2 separate regions of the Homo sapiens genome follow, and region 1 is linked to region 2. A link is a contact called in ENCODE Hi-C or POLR2A ChIA-PET data. All regions are on one chromosome and are shown on one strand. The core of a region is the stretch at or near the end of the contact, and the rest is flanking DNA. Distances in the headings are between cores, read along the strand shown.

Region 1 (2,992 bases), core at 1-2,500, 370 kb after region 2:
TTCTTGCCCTTGCTTCTCTGTGGAAATTGATGGAAACAGTTTCGCCTCCTACACAGGTATACTGTAGGTAAAATCAGAACAACACAAATCCTCCCATCCACTCCCAAGCCCCCCACCCCACTGAGGAAAACTGGTGGGGACTGGCTAGTCTCAGGCAGAAACAGAAGGAAACAGCTGCGACAGAGGCTCCCTCTTGGGAAAATAAAACACAGAGCTCTTTGTCCTTCTCAGATAGCAGCTCTGTATTTTACAGACGTTGGGAGGGAGACATTTTTCTCATTTCTCCCCTTTCTAGATTGCAGGGTAATCAGGATAATGGGTACAGGGTAATGGCAATTCTAATTCTGTTTTGTTGTTTTGTTTTGTTTTGTTTTGTTTTTGTTTTGATACAATGTCTTCCTGTGTTGTCCAGGCTGGAGGGCAGTGGCGCCATCACAGGCTCAGGCGATTTTTGCCTCAGCCTCCGGAGAAGCTGGAACCACAGGTGCGCGCCACCAGGCCCGGTTAATTTATTAATATTAGTATTATATTATTATTATTATTATTATTCATAGCGATAGGGTCTCCCTACATTGCCCAGGCTGGTCTCGAAATCCTGGGCTCAAGTAATCCTCCCACTTGGCCTTTCAAAGTGCTGAAGCTACAGGCATGAGCCACCACACCCGGCCTAATTCTGCTTTTTAACTCTTAGATTAAGAACAATAATTTACAGTGGTTAGTGAGTCAATGCCAAGAACCCTGAAACAAGAGTCCCAACCTTCGCAACGGGGGAAGCCTCCAGGACGCACTTGGCTCTGCCTGTTTGTTCCGCCCCCGCGGAAACCGCTGCTCGCTGGGCAGGGGCTTTCTGTTTTGCAGCCGGAACAGGAACACAGATAGCCCGCCAAGCCGCCGGCGACACCTTCCAACCCCTTTAGCTCTCCGCACCGTCCCTCCCCACCGCCCCGCCTCCACCCGCGCCGCGATCAAGTCCTCATAGCCTTTTAGGGAATTTGCTCAGCAAACTAGCCGAACCCCAAAGGCAGGGGAGAAGCACGCAAATACCCCGACTCCACCGGCTGGCCGGAGCTGGGGGGCGGGGGTTGCTCTCCTAGCTTGCTCCCCATCCGAGTCAACGCCAGTCCAGGGTCGTGCCGGACTAGACCCTAGGGCGTGGGTACAAACGGGAGCTCCGCAGTCCCCGTAGGAGCAGGGACCCTCTCTTACCTCTCAAGCTCCAGCGCGTCAAGCTCCAGGACACTCCGCGTTTCCCTGGAGGCGCCAAGGTCAGGTTCTTATAACCAATGGTTGGCGCCTACCTGGGCAGGTCCCACACAGGGGATGAACGAACCAATGGGTCCCAGGCAGGGCATGGACGCGCCAATGGGAGTGTCTACAAAGCCCGGGAACACTTTGCCACGCTGTCTAGAAGGCCTGGCGGGAGGCTCGCGCCTATGAAATCCCAGCACTTTGGGAGGCCTAAGCGGGTTCATCGCTTGAGCCAAGAAGTTCGAGACCAGCCTGGACAGCACAGTGGGACCCCCGTCTGTACAACAACAACAACAACAACAACAACAACAAAATTACTCAGGCTTAGTGGCGCGCGCCTGTAGACTCAAATGTAGTCTCAGATGCCCGGGAGGCTGAGGCTGGAGGATCACTTGAGCCCGAGGAAGTCCAGGGTAAAGTGAGTCGAGATCGCACCACTGCACTCCAGCTTGGGCGACAGAGTGAGAGCCTGTTCCCCCTACAAAAAAAAAAAAAAATGTCTGGAAACGCCAAGTTTTCTGATTGCTTTCGAGTGGTTCTTAGTTCTTTCTTACTCCCCCTCCGCCCCTCCTCCGTCCCTATCTCTCTCTCCTTTCCCGGAGCCTGCGGTCCCGCCTTCCCCGGACCCCTCCTCTGAGGGTCCAGCCAAGCTCTCGCCCGAGCTTTCCCCTTCCACCGCACTGCAACTGCCCATACCCCAGCTTGGGCTTCTCTCCCCACTGCCTGCCCCAGAAAGTGGGCCTTGAGACCCGGGAACCCCAGGTCAAAATGCGACGGATGCTCGGATCGGGCGGCACTCGGTTCCTGGCTGGATTTGTGGCTCCGCAGACCCCGCGCCAGAGTGGGATGTGGCGGCGGCCGGTGCTCTGTGCTCAGTCAACGCCTTGGAGAGGAGGACTACGAAACCCATACACTCGGACAGAACCCTGGCAGGTGTTAAAGGCTGCGGCAGAGCAGAAAAGCAGAACCCTGGCTGGTTTTCTTGTAACACGAGCAGTGTGACGGTTACCGGGGTTGACCAAGCACCGCGCATCGGCCAAGTTCTCACTGACGCGGACTGGCCCAAGGGTGGGAGCGGCGGTTAACACCGGGGTGATTAATATACGCTCCAGTGGAGGCTAAAGTGAGAAAATAAAACGTACTCCAATACCACCCCCCCTTCGCCCCAGAGATTACCACTGACCACTATTAACACCCTATTGTACATATCTTTACGGATCATACATATATATTACACAAACATATATGTAATACTTTTTTATTAATACAAAGTCACACTGTATGTACTCTTCTTAATCTGCTTTTTTCAATGACTTCCACCTTTCCATTTCAGTAAATCTTCATATAATCATATTCCAGTTTTTTCATTTTTCTTTAAAATGCGGTTTATAGATTGTGCAAACCTGTACTGAATCCAGAACTATACATCTGTAAAGCGCTGGAAAAAAAAAAAAGGCTGTCAATCTAGAATTCTATAACCACCAAAAACAAAACAAAACAAGTCCTCCAAAATGGAGGCAAAATAACGACGTATTCAGACCAAAAAAAAAAAAAAAATCTTAGGAAATTTGTCACCAGCAGATCTTTACAAAAACTATTAACGTGTTTTTTTGTTTTTTGTTTGTTTGTTTGTTTGTTTCTCAGATGGAGTCTCGCTCTTGTTGCCCAGGCTGGAGTGCAATGGCGCGATCTCAGCTCACTGCAACCTCCGCCTCCCAGGTTCAAGCGATTCTCCTTCCTCAGC
Region 2 (7,003 bases), core at 3,577-6,076:
TATTGTTCTGAAGGAATCAAAGTACCTTTGCCCTCATTATCTTATAGCTTCTGATTTAAAGGCAATCAGATAAACCAGCAAGGAGGCACCCTGGCATAATCCAAGCTTGATCAACCCATGGCCTCCGGGCCCAACACAAATTCATAAACTTTCATCAGCTATCATTAGTGTTAGTGTATTTTATGTGTGGCCCAAGACAATTCTTCTTCTTCCAATGTGGCCCAGGGAGGCCAAAAGATGGCACACCCCAGACTATAATCTAATGGAAAGAGCACAAATCCACAGTAGTCAGCCAACCTAGCTTCTGGTCTGCAAGAGTCAAATAACTAGCTGGATATCCTAGTTAAGTCTGAGCCTCTTGACTTTTCTGTGCTTTAAATTCCTCCTCTGCAAAATAATAGCATTTCTCAATCTTTTTTTTTATGTGTGGTTCTTTCTCACATAAATTCTTTCTCCAAGTGGGGTCTACAGATAAACTACATCAGAATCCCACATCTCTATCCCAAACACTTTGATTCTGTAGGGCTGGGCTAGGAACCAGGAATCTTTATTTTTTACAAGCACCTAGGAGATTTTTGATCATAGTAAAATTTAAGATCTATTGCAGTAAACATATAACCTTACTAAAGACTTCAGGAATAAAAAAAAAGGTCACGATTTGTATGTAATCTCCAATAAAGAAGTTATTTGATTTTTATTATTTTTTTTCTGGAGACAGGGTCTCACTCTGTTGTCCACACTAGAGTACAGTTGTGCAACCATAGTTCATTATAACCTCAAACTCCTGGACTCAAGCAATCCTCCCAACTCAGACTCCTGAGTAGCTGAGACTGCAGGTGCACAACACCACATCTAGCTAATTTTTTGTATTTTTTGGAGACAAGGTTTTGCTATGTTGCCCAGGCTGGTCTTGATCTCCTGGGCTCCAGTGATCTGCCTGCCTTGGCCTCCCAAAGTGCCAGAATTACAGGCATGAGCCACCAGGCCCGGCCCAGAAAATACATTCTAATATGCTTTCATAATATGTGTAATACATAACAGCAAATTTCCATTTTTCCCCATCTTAAAAAGGGATAGGCTGGGTGCAGAGGCTCACATCTGCAATCCCAGCACTTATCCCAACACTTTGGGAGGCCGAGGCAGACAGATCGCTTTAGGTCAGGAGTTCGACACCAGCCTGGCCAACATGATGAAACCCCGTCTCTACAAAAAATACAAAAATTAGCTGGATGTGGTGGCACACGCCTGTGGTCCCAGCTACTCAGGAGGCTAAGATGGGAGAATCACGTGAACCCAGGAGGCAGAGGTTGCAGTGAGCCAAGATGGCACCACTGAACTCCAGCCTGGGTGACAGAGTGAGACACTGTTTCAAAAAAAAAAAAAAAAAGTGATGTTTGGTTGGGAAGACCAACGGTATATCAAAACACACAAACATTTAACTAGTGGCATCAAAAACTGCTTTCCTGACACGATATTCAGAACTCGAATATGGTATATCGATCCCTCCCAAATAAAACTAGAGGCTTATTTTTATGTTTGTGTTCCTGGGATTACAGGCACGCACCACCATGCCTGGCAAATTTTTGTATTTTTAGTAGAGACGAGGGTTTCACCCTGTTGGCCAGGCTGGTCTTGAACTCCTGAACCCAAGTGATCCACCCACCTCAGCCTCCCAAAGTGCTGGGATTACAGGCGTGAGCCACCGCCCAACCTGTTTGTGTTGTTTCTAAAACAACAACATAAGGAGAAAGATTTCAGTCTGTTTTTTTGCTAGCATTTCCACAAATAACAACAGAGCTATAGATAGCCTGTATCTCAAATAAAAACCTAATTAGATAGTAATTGTCAACGTATTTTCCTTTTTAATACTGCTTTTGGGTAGTGCAAGAGACATGTTGATGTGCTGTGGTGAGGATTTTATCAAGTAAATGCAATTTAAGAATCTGATGAAGATCATCTAGAGGTGAAGCTGCAGAACTACTATCATTTTAATGTCCCCCATTAATTGGTGGGCTCACAGTCACTATTCCTCAAGCTTCTGGTCTCTAACTGTGTCAACATTTCAGAGTTGGGAAACACTGAACTAGATCAATGGGAGTGGTGGGGATGATTCAGAATCATCTGAAGTGCTGGATTCAACCATATGGCCAAGGGTACAACAGGAAGGTGGAATGCCCTTTGACAAGCTGAGAATATTCTGACATCCCTCTTCCCACCCTCTCAGTAAACAATGGCTAAGGTATACTTTAGCTCTGACACAGAAGGATTACACAAACTCTTCCATCAGTATATGATAAGTAGACAAACATAAGAGAATCTGGAAGATTAAGAATTCTCCACTGTGGACTGGGAAAGTCCTCATCTCATAAATTATTCCTTCCCACCCCTGCTTGCACATAATTTTAGCCCCTAACTATTCCTTTCCACCCCTTGACAAAAATCCAGATTCCTCAAACTAGCTGAATTTCAGTGGACCTACTCCTGCTAAGGCCCTAGAAAACACTCCTTCCTCTCTCTCCAAATTAGAACATTCCTTTGCCCAGCATTTTAGAATAAAGCATATGCTCTGGCTGATCTTCCACACCATGTAAAATAATAATTAGTATAGTTAAGATGGTACAATCCAACCCAACTGCAAATGGTTATGCATCTACTGACGCAAGACCTAGAAGAGGGTTGGAAGTTGATAGAGGATGAAGCTTGGTTATTTCTCAGGCACATATTTTAATCATTATGAAGGTAAAAAAGCATGGGAGGATTAGCAGAAAATGCAGAGGGTAGGGCACATAGTTTTTTGTATATTTTAGGATAAAATACGTTGATTCAATTGCCACTAAGACTATATACATGTGATCAGTACCAAGACTGGAAAGATTTTCCAAAGCAAATGAAGAGTAAAACAAGAAGAGGGTGAGGTGGGAGAGGAGGATGCACGATTTACTTAAGAAAAGCTTTTTTTCCTTTCAAATCTTTTAACATAATCCACCAGCAGTTGCAAATAAACAATGGTGTTGATCACTAATAAGTTGCATTTAACCACTCAGAAGCCAGCAGAGCCTCCACTTGGCCTAACTTCCTGTAAGTTTCAAGATGAGTAGGCAGCATTTCTTTAAAAAGGACCAAGACAGTTAAAATGTTTCAGCAGATCATACTGGCTGCCAAGTAGTTCAAATCCAGGTGGATTTCCCCTACTCTTAGAACTAGCCACTGGTAGAAACAAGTGACTGTCCCAGGGAACACTCCACAACTCAGAGATAATGAAAACATATTTTTATATGTAATTCTAGAAAAGGCATGTGAACATGAAAACAGAAAATGTAGGTTTAACTGTAGCATTGCAGAGCGGCAGCTTTAAAAAGTCAGATAACATTAGCTCAACAAAATCATACACTGAAGTGTGCTCAAATTCAAATTCAGCACATGGCGGTAGTAGCAGTTGAAAAACGCTGCTGAGAGAGCAAGAAGGTTTTGCTGTATCTTTTTAGAGGAGAGGACAATGAAGAAATTACCAGACCAAGGTCACTTTTCAACCTAAAAAAAAAGTGGGGGTTAGTAGCTTTAACAGAGATAAAAACCTGTGTAGGTTATAACTCCATGAAATCAGTAGCCTGGTGAGTGTCTCTCCAAGAATCTTGCAGGAAATTAAGTGTGGATTGAGTAATTAAATGTAAAGTCTCCTTGAGAGTAACTTCAGTTATTGAAGACTATATATTTCTGTGAAACATATAGAAAAATTATGAGGAGGATTTACTAGGTATCACATCACAGCCTTTCTCCTTTCACATCAGGTTGGAAACACTATGATCTAAAAAGAATAGAACGATTTGGGAATTGTTCATTCTCTAGTCTTTGCAAAAATTCACGTGCTAGTGTAACTGTAATATACTTAGGAGTTTCCAAAAATGGCACACATTTCCTCAAGAGATGTAGAAAAAAATAATCTCTGGGTAAAAGGCCAAACATTGTCTCTTCTGAATGCTTAAACAGCCAATTATGTGTCTAATACATTAATTATATAAAGAGAGAGAGACTATTACAGGAAAGTTGAATAAGACATCTTAAAAAAATGTACCCTGGGGCCTAAGTCCATTCAAATGACAGTAAAATCACCCCTCAAAAAATCAGTTTTATGGAACATCTAGTATTTTAATTTTCCAGCTGCCAACAGAAATATATAAGGAGCAGAAATTAAACTAGTTATGGCAGCAGCGCAGTGAACAAAACTTCAATTGTATTACACACTAGTTAGACATTTGCCAAACAATACAAAGGCCCTTAAGGGTGGAAACTTCTTTAGAATATAAATGATTCCCAATCAATATGAAAGAAATTAGTCTGTTTAGGTAATAAACAGATTCATGGTTTAGATGTAAAAATTCAACTGACATCATAATTCAATATAGAAAATAAATATATAAGAAATTAATCTCTAAAATGGCTTTAAATCACTGTGATTTACATATGCTGTATCATTAATAGGCCCTTTAAGCTGGTATTGTACTAATCAGCTTTTTTAACATCCTGCCCACAAAAGAGCTTATTCATTTAGCTAGGAGACAGGTGTTAGCAACCAGAAACCTCTTTTAGCCTCGAGTTCCAGGGACTGGGCCTGCATCTATGATGATGATTGGCAAGTCTAAAGGAAGGACAGCTTTAAAAGAGGGAAAAGGAGGAGACAGGGAACAAGAAACGAAGACCAAAAGGGAGAAAAGAAGATAATGAAAGAAATGGATGTCAGGTGCTACTTAATGAGGCCACCCTCAAAGGCTCCTAGCCTAATCTGGGCTACCGTCCAAATACAGATGGCAGAATTTGGGTAATGTTATTCATTTATTCCTGCAGATAGTAACTCTGGGTACATGCCAACACTCCACTCATTCTAAAAAATTGTTTAAAGTGTTGCTAATTGTCCTGTGACTCATTCTTCTTACCCATATTCTCTGGTTCTTAACTTTAGTCCTCACTCTTTCATACATTTTCTAAAAGAGCTGACTGAATAGATATTCCTGGAAAGAGATATAGAGAAAGCTGGATTTAGAAAAGCATCTTAAGCCTACAGAATAAAAATTGTGTGAGGAAGTGGGAGAAGGGACGTTTATTGAGTTGCTTACAATATACAAAAAACATATTTTTCTCTCTTTCAATCCTCCCTTGCATATTTTCCCCCTTTTAATCCACATAACAATCCTACCAGGTATTTTCATCTTGCAGATGAAAAAACTGAAGCTCACAGAGGTTAAGTAATTTGCCTAAGGTAGCACAGCCAGGAAGTGGGGGAGTCAGAATTCAAAACCAGGTTTGTCTATACAAACAAACTACGTTAGGGATAACGTATCTAGTGCCTGAATCTGTTTTAAATCAGATGGTTCTATATTTCAGCAATTATTCTTCCTCCCATGAACTCATCAAACGGCTGCTGACTAAATTTTATTAACTATTTGTTACGCACCTATTATTTTCAATAAAGGCTTCAGCTGTGTAGAAATAAAACAGGCAAACTGACTTTATTCTAAAATTTGACATACAGAGAATTCCCAGGCATCTCTGCCATCCAACACTGATGATCATAACTAGATTCAACTACCTATTCAGACCTCTAGTTGTTTCCACATTATCATTCATTTGTCCACTCATGAGATAAACGAAGCTACTTTCACCAAAAACCCTCCCTCATGACTCCTGATAGATAATACAGCAGAGGAGGCCTCACTGTAAAGCAATTTACATAAAAGTTATAAAAGCTCTTTGTTATCTGTCATGACTAGGAAATGGGCTATTCTAGCAAATCAAACATCCTGGATAGCATAACGATTCTATTAGAGGGACTACCAATTTATAAGGAATTTCAATGTGCATAATTTCACTCTAAAAATTAAAAAAAGAAAAGCGGGTCAGGCACGGTGGCTCACACCTGTAATCCCAACACTTTGGGAGGCCAAGGTAGGCAGATCACTTGAGGTCAGTAGTTTGAGACCAGCATGGCCAACATGGTGAAACCCCATCCCTACAAAAAATACAAAAATCGGCTGGACATGGTGGCGCATGTCTGTAGTCCCAGTTACTTGGGAGGCTGAGGCAGGAGAACTGCTTGAACCCAGGAGGCGGAGGTTGCAGTGAGCCAAGATCACACCACTGCACTCCAGCCTAGGTGACAGAGCAAGACTCTGTCTCAAAAAAAAAAAAAAGAAAGAAAGAAAAGGGAAGAAAAGTGAACCCCAATTTTCAAAGTTCCATGGGGCCTGATGTACAGGAGATAATGCCCCCCCCACCCTGAAAAAGAGTATCAATGCAATAAAACGGTGGTTCCCAAACTTGACTGCACATCCAAAGCACTTGGGAAGCCAGGCACGGTGGCTCAATGGCTCAAGCCTGTAATCCCAGCACTTTGGGAGGTCGAGGCAGGTGGATCACCTGAGGTCAGGAGTTTGAGACCATCCTGGCCAACAGGGTGAAACCCTGCCTCTGCTAAAAACACAAAAATTAGCCGGGCGCAGTGGCGCGTGCCTGTAATCCCAGCTACTTGGGAGACGGAGGCAGGAGAATTGCTTGAACCCAGGAGGCAGAGGTTGCGGTGAGCCGAGATCATGCCACGCACTCTAGCCTGGGTGACAGAGACTCCATCTCAAAAAAATAAATAAATAAAAACCACTTGGGGAGCTTTTTGAAAATAAAGATGCAAGGGAGATTTTTTAAAGCTAGCTTCCTGCTGGACGCAGTGGCTCACACCTGTAATCCCAACATTGGGAGGCCAAGGCGGGCAGATCACCTGAGGTCAGGAGTTTGAGACCAGCCTGGTCAATATAGTAAAACCCTGTCTCTACTAAAAATACAAAAATTAGCCGGGTGTGGTGACACACATCTGTGGTCCCAGCTACTTGGGTGGCTGAGGCAGGCACATCACTTGAACCTGGGAGGTGGAGGTTACAGTGAGCCGAGATCACCTCACTGCACTCCAGCCTGGATGACAGAGCTGAGACTGTCTCAAAAATAAATAAATAGGCTG

What was found. A loop is a pair of places that touch in the nucleus more often than their neighbours do. ChIA-PET counts read pairs that join two places held with the same protein, here RNA polymerase II (POLR2A). Pooled maps may share reads with other maps.
Region 1: a pooled map shows a loop between it and region 2 (3-fold over the local background). The contact joins the promoter of SLFN13 here to the enhancer-like site in region 2. A Hi-C loop is called at or near these places in 8 of 50 pooled maps. POLR2A ChIA-PET finds 5 or more read pairs at or near these places in 2 of 52 experiments (MCF 10A and activated CD4-positive, alpha-beta T cell).

The regions. Positions count from the first base shown.
Region 1 is chr17:35,447,516-35,450,507 of GRCh38, forward strand. SLFN13 (schlafen family member 13) reads right to left here and starts at 1,251. Exons shown (of 6, transcript NM_144682.6): 1 at 1,207-1,251. RefSeq lists enhancers at 527-686, 1,565-2,066, 1,957-2,166, 2,067-2,566 and a silencer at 1,257-1,336.
Region 2 is chr17:35,077,610-35,084,612 of GRCh38, forward strand. The region is part of intron 5 of RAD51L3-RFFL (RAD51L3-RFFL readthrough); the gene reads right to left. It also overlaps a transcript of RFFL not described here. Among named protein-coding and RNA genes, the nearest start is that of RFFL, 17 kb to the left of the region's middle. Within about 2 kb of position 4,827, at least 7 of the 41 ENCODE cell types and tissues checked have a DNase peak (open chromatin) inside an H3K27ac peak, as active enhancers do.